2 separate regions of the Homo sapiens genome follow, and region 1 is linked to region 2. A link is a loop called in an ENCODE intact Hi-C map of the cell type or tissue named here. Cell type or tissue: mammary epithelial cell. All regions are shown on one strand. Links, peaks and the distances in the headings refer to the core of each region. The heading gives the core; the rest is flanking DNA. Region 1 overlaps BPHL (biphenyl hydrolase like). Region 2 has its middle 13 kb from the start of LINC02525.

Evidence for each region. Hi-C counts contacts between places; a loop is a spot of excess contacts. Peaks named below come from ENCODE experiments on the same cell type or tissue, not always from the same donor. Only the 100,000 strongest peaks of a DNase experiment are listed, where the experiment ranks them.
Region 1: a loop joins it to region 2, with 15 times the contacts of the local background. A loop is called at or near these places in 17 of 110 quality-filtered maps.

Annotation. Positions count from the first base shown.
Region 1 is chr6:3,124,873-3,127,782 of GRCh38, reverse strand. It overlaps BPHL (biphenyl hydrolase like), which reads right to left. Exons shown (of 7, transcript NM_004332.4): 3 at 375-541. Among named protein-coding and RNA genes, the nearest start is that of BPHL, 7.6 kb to the right of the region's middle. In mammary epithelial cell, for the core only: a CTCF peak has its summit at 1,249 (motif pointing left); no DNase peak of the experiment used is centred there.
Region 2 is chr6:3,207,671-3,210,580 of GRCh38, reverse strand. No RefSeq gene overlaps it. Among named protein-coding and RNA genes, the nearest start is that of LINC02525, 13 kb to the right of the region's middle. RefSeq lists enhancers at 1,002-1,091, 1,092-1,386, 334-1,533. In mammary epithelial cell, for the core only: a CTCF peak has its summit at 1,300; DNase peaks (open chromatin) are centred at 1,230 and 2,300; H3K27ac peaks cover 2,179 bases.

The sequences.
Region 1 (2,910 bases), core at 310-2,809, 83 kb after region 2:
AATATGTGCCTATCATACAACTAGTATAAATGCATATTTATTGACATGAAAGTTATTTCCTTGAAAAATTGTTCAACAAAAATAGTAAGTTAGAAAAACGTTAGGTGTAGCACGATGCCATCAATATGAAACTGCGTTTGTGATGTAATAAGACTGGCCAGAAAGCAGAGCCGCCAAGATTTGGTAGTGTCTCTAGAGAGCTGGACTGTGGGCTATTTCTACTTTCTTCTTTATACCTATTTGAACTCTTGGGGTTTTCTATAGCAATCACATGGTATTATTTTGTAGAAAAATATAACAACAAAATTTAAACAAAATAAATGAAGACAGGCCCAGCCACCCTTCCTCCCCTGGCCCTTCCCTCAGAGACCTACCTTCATCAAATCAACAGCATCTTTTGCATCCCTTTCAAAAAAGTCTGCTGGGAAATCGCGATCTGGGGGCCTGGAATGTCCATAGCCTCGAGGATCCCAGGCGACCACCGTGAAGAGCTTCTTATTGAGGTTCTTGAGCTGAGGTCCAAAATCAGTCTCTCCACTTCCTAAAAACAGCCACTTGGTTACCCTCAGGTGATCGCTTTCACTATCAAACACATTACAGTGAAAACAGAAGCAATAACAATCTTAAAAGCAAAGTAGTTTCTACTCAAAGTGGTCAGAATGTAATCAGGAAAGCAGCCTTGCAATGACTTAATCCATCCACTCGAAGAAAGGAGGCAGGCTGACCGGGTGCGCCTGTAATCCTAGCACTTTGGGAGGCCGAGGCGGGCGGACTGCCTGAGCTCAGGAGTTCGAGACCGGCCTGGGCAACACGGTGAAACCCCATCTCTACTAAAATACAAAAAAAAAAAAAAAAAAAAAATGTAGCCGGGCATGGCGGTGTGCGCCTGTAGTCCCAGCTACTCAGGAGGCTGAGGCAGGAGAATTGCTTGAACCCGGGAGGCGGAGGTTGCAGTGAGCCCAGATCGCGCCATTGCACTCCAGCCTGAGCACAGGGCAAGACTCAGTCTCCAAAAAAAAAAAAAAAAGGGGCCGGGCGCGGTGGCTCACGCCTGTAATCCCAGCACTTTGGGAGGCCAAGGCGGGCGGATCGCTTGAACCAGGGAAGCAGAGGTTGCAGTGAACGGAGATTGCGCCACTGCACTCTACCCTGGTGACAAAGTGCGACTCTGTCCCTCCACCAAAAAAAAAAAAAAAGGAGGCGCGCTTCCTTTCCCGGCGGAGTGCAGGCCTGCCTCCGACCTCCCCCTGGTGGCTATTTTGAGAAAGACAGAGGCCCTGGGTCTTCCTTTGCTTCTGTATTATTTCAGCACTTTTGAAACCTCTTTGGCTTAATCTTCCTTTTCTAAAGGAAAGAATTAATGAAACTGTATACAAATTAATTCACAGATATGCTTCTGGGTTATCTATTCTTCTTAAAACAATGACTTACACATGAGAGGGATCTCTATAATATCTGCAAAGAAATTTATGAGATTTGGTCCAAGTTATTCAAAGTAGAATTCTAAAATTCCAGATTTTTAATTTTTTTTTTTTTTACTAAGCTAAGGTGAATAGCCTAAAGATTTTATTTTGTAGTTATAATTAAAAACCAGGAAAACTAAACAAAAACACTGAAATGCAGAAGGGGTATGGAGGAAAGAAACCAAATCAGTTTCATCAGAACAGTATGAAACAGCCCATGCTAAAAGCTGAATTCTATTAGTGGGCCTGCAGGGAGCTTGGCCGCTAGTCCACAGCCCACCACGTGGTCCCTGTAGGTGTGGTGTGTTCACACCTACTGTGCACAGTGCAGAAGGCCACTCTCACAGAGCCCAGTCCAGGGGCAAGTCAGCATTTTATCAGTGAAGTCTGCTGATTTCTGAGGACTTCTACCTCAGGCCACAAATGACTACTAACCACTTTGCCTGACAAACCATATTAGAAAATGTCTTTCAAGGTGGTGCAGGATCATTCAACATTGTCAAGGCCTATCATTTTTCCTGGCAAGATATATCTTTCCCAAGATCAAGTAAACCATTCAGAAAATTCAAGCCAAAACCAAATGAATAGATCTCCAGCCCACATCTGCTGCTGTGACCCATGAGGCTTCTCTTCTGCCTCTGACCTGGAGGGGTTCTGGCCACGGAAGTACCCTGAAGGAGGGGCAGGAGGTGAGAAGATGGGAAAAAAGAACAGTCTAAAAGACCAATTTCAGAAACAAGAAGGCATTTGCTCCCTGGCACACATGTACACATTTGAAGACCAGTGCCAAGAATATAAAACTTAAAAAAACATTTAAGGAATACATGTACATAGTTATCAGCATGTAACATCTGAGAGGCCTGTGGGGAGGGGAACTGGGTGCTGAGGATAGGACAGGAGAGAGAATCTCCTCTGGTCCATTTTTTTTAATATTGGAATCATGCTAATACTTTACATAAAAAAAAATTAAATTGGGGACAGGTGCTGTGGCTCATGCCTGTAATCCCAGCATTTTGGGAGGCCGGGGCGAGTAGATCACCTGAGGTCAGCAGTTTGAGACCAGCCTGGACAACATGGTGAAATCTCGTCTCTACTAAAAATACAAAATTAGCCAGGCATGGTGGTGCACACCTGTAATCCCAGCTACTCAGGAGGCTGAGGCAGGAGAATCGCTTGAACCTGGGAGGTAGAGGTTGTGGTGAACCAAGATAGTGCCACTGGCTCCAGCCTGGGCAACAGTGAGACTCCCTCTCAAAAAAAAAAAAAAAAATTAAATTGGTAAGTTTTTAGCACCTGGACAATGACTGCAATACCGAAATAATGGAAAGCTAAGATAGGCAATGTTTTTACAGATAACTTTAGCTCCCCATCAGCCATGAGAGTCAGTGTCCTTGTTCATCAGGTTAAGGAAAACAAAGGTACCAAACACCATTTAGACACACGTGCA
Region 2 (2,910 bases), core at 256-2,755:
GGGTGAAGGCGCTTCTGGGCATGGGCCTCCTCCTTTCTCTCATTCCTGGACATAGCCCAAGGATGGACCTCGGCCTTCGGGTCCTGTATTGCTCCCTCAGTTATCTCTGGGCCACCGGTGATGGAGACACTTCCTCATGTAGACATTCAGCATTGTCTTTGGGGTGTTCCATCACCTTCAGTAGATCCTGGGGGTCTCTGTGGCCCTGGTCTGGGGCTCCTCACTGGCCTCATCCCGCTTCTCCTGATCCTGCTCAGGTTTCCTCGGGCAGAGCTGCTTGCCTGTGACAGTTCCAGCCTTCACTGAACTCCTCTGTCTGCCCCAGCAGCAGGGGCTACAGCCTGAGCCTGATTATGCTGGAGGTTATAGGGACTCAGTGGGCCACATCAGCTCCTGGGAACACATGCACCCCCAGCAGCACAGCCCTAACCTCATTAACTTATCTTAGAACCACTCATAAGTCTCTAGTTCCTCTGAGTGGTTTCTTTAGCTTATAGCTCATGCTCCCAGCAATAAACAAAAAGAGCTCGTTTGCTAAAGGTTCTGTGTGATTCTTGGAGCATCAAGCAGCTCTGCCCCCGGGGCCCAAATGATAAGCAGGCGTCACTCCACTCACATGCCCTGTGACTTGGCAAGCTCCTTAACCTCTCTGGGCTTTAGTTTCTTTATCTGTGAAATAGAAATTTCATCTGTGAAATAGTAACGATCATTATGATTCATAAGGTTAAATCCAAAAGAGTACCTAGAACAGTGCCTGGTGTATAGCAGTTCTTGACATTGTTGGTTATCATCGTTGTCATTGCTGAAGCCATTCAAGGCAGTGCAGAAGAATTCTCACCTCTTAGACAGAGTGCCCCGTAAAGCAAGCACCCTTGGGAGCCGTGGCTGGTGCCCAGGTCAGAGAGCAGGAAAGTGGGAATTCCATGTGGTAACTGAGTGAGGGGGAGTCATGAGTCACACTCTGGGGACTCTCCAAAGTACTAGGTTGAATCATATGAAATTGCTGGGGCTTTTGGAGAAAACCATAGGTTTCTATTAGTGTGGCCCCACTTGCAGTCTCAAGCAGAGGAGACTGGGAAAATACGGATTTCTCAGGTCTCCCACTCTTCCTACTTCTTCCGGGTTCTCCTGATGATTCATCTGCAGGGCGGAGCTTCTGAGTCTACACCCGGCTCCTCTAACCCTCAAGTGCCTACTCATCACCTGGGGATCTAGTTAAATGCAGATTCTGGCTTAGTTGGTCTAGGGCGGGGCCAGAGATTCTACATTTCCACCAAGTTCCCAGCTGATGCCGCTGCTGCCTGATCGTGCTGCGAGGAGCAGAGCTCTAGCATGTCGTCAGCAGGCCTTTGACTCATCCTAGCTCCAGAGATCCCAGAAGTCGCCCTTTCCCTTGCAGCCCCGGTAAATTAAAAACAGAATGAAACAAAGCTGCAGCAGGGCAGCAGCATCTGTGTCAAATTCCCCCACCCCACCTGTCTGGAGAGTTTCATAGGTGACACTTTTCGCTGCAGGCCCATTAAGCCTATTAAAAGGGATCTTTTTCCCTTTCCTTTCTTCACTGACCATTTGTTCAACAGATATTTACTGAGCACCCACCATTGACAGATACTACACTAAGAAGAGAGATTCCAATCTATGCTTTGTACTGCAGCCAGGGTGATTATCAGAATTGAAAACCTGATCCTGTTATTTCACTTCTTAAACTCTCATTTCCCTGAAGTATAAAGTGCAAGTGTCCTAATACAATGCTGAATACCCTCTGAAAGCAGACTTCTACCCTGATTGACAGTCACCCTACCTCTAGCCCTACCCAGTACCTGAAAGCTTCCCCTGCTCCCTGCTGACCAGCCCCCAAGCTTGGGCTCCTGCTCTCTCTCTCTCTCTCTCTCTCTCTCTACCTCACTCTTCCGAGCCTGCCCTTGCCACCTCATCCATCACTCATCCTTTTCAAGATAAAGCTCCCCACCACGCCGTTCAGGGAGTCTTCTCGGAACCGAGGTGGATTTCCTAAGCCCCCTTGGTTCTGACAACTTTACATAGAAATTCTGTCAGTTCCTTTCTCCACAAAACTTTAAGTTTCTCAGACATAGAGAAATGTCTCAGTCATTTCCCCATCAGCCAGTTTTGGCGGAGCTGCATTTCGGTCTAAGCGCTATGCTGCCTGGTAGGAATTCCTTCTTGCCTGCAAGTTTTCCCGTCTCAGAGGTTCATGGCCCCGACCTGCTTCCAGTCATTAGTGTTGGCTCCCAAGCAGCTGGCAAAGGGCTGGGTCACAGATTGCTGAGGGATGGAAAAGGATCCAGGGCAAATGTGCGTCATCCGTGGTATGCAATGTTTTACAGCTCAGCTATGGAGACAGAATCAGTAACAGCCCATCAGGAAAGGGTGAGGAGAATACCAAGGAAGCAAGAGAAGGACAGGAGGAAGGGTCACTGATGTCTCCCGAGAACCACGGTACCCTTAGAAATGCAGTGTGCTGGGGAACCTTAGATACACTCCCACCCTGAAATTCTCTCAACTGTGGATATAATGAGATGAAAAGGGAATCCAAACTCTTTGCAGCTTCTAAAACGAGTCCCATCTTGCTTCGCCTAATGTTTGGAAGGGCTAATCTTCCCTAATTTGGCAGCTGTTGCAACCATTTCACTTTCGTGTCACTGAATTGCTAAAAATCTTTCTTTTCTTTGACACAGAGTCTTGCTCTGTCGCCCAGGCTGGAGTGCAGTGTTGTGATCTCAGCTCACTGCAACCTCCACCTCCCGGGTTCAAGTGATTCTCCTGCCTCAGCCTCCCAAGTAGCTAGTAGCATGTGCCACCACGCCCAGCTAAATTTTGCATTTTTAGTAGAGATGGGATTTCACCACATTGGCCAGGCTGGTCTTGAACTCCTGACCCCAGGTGATCCAC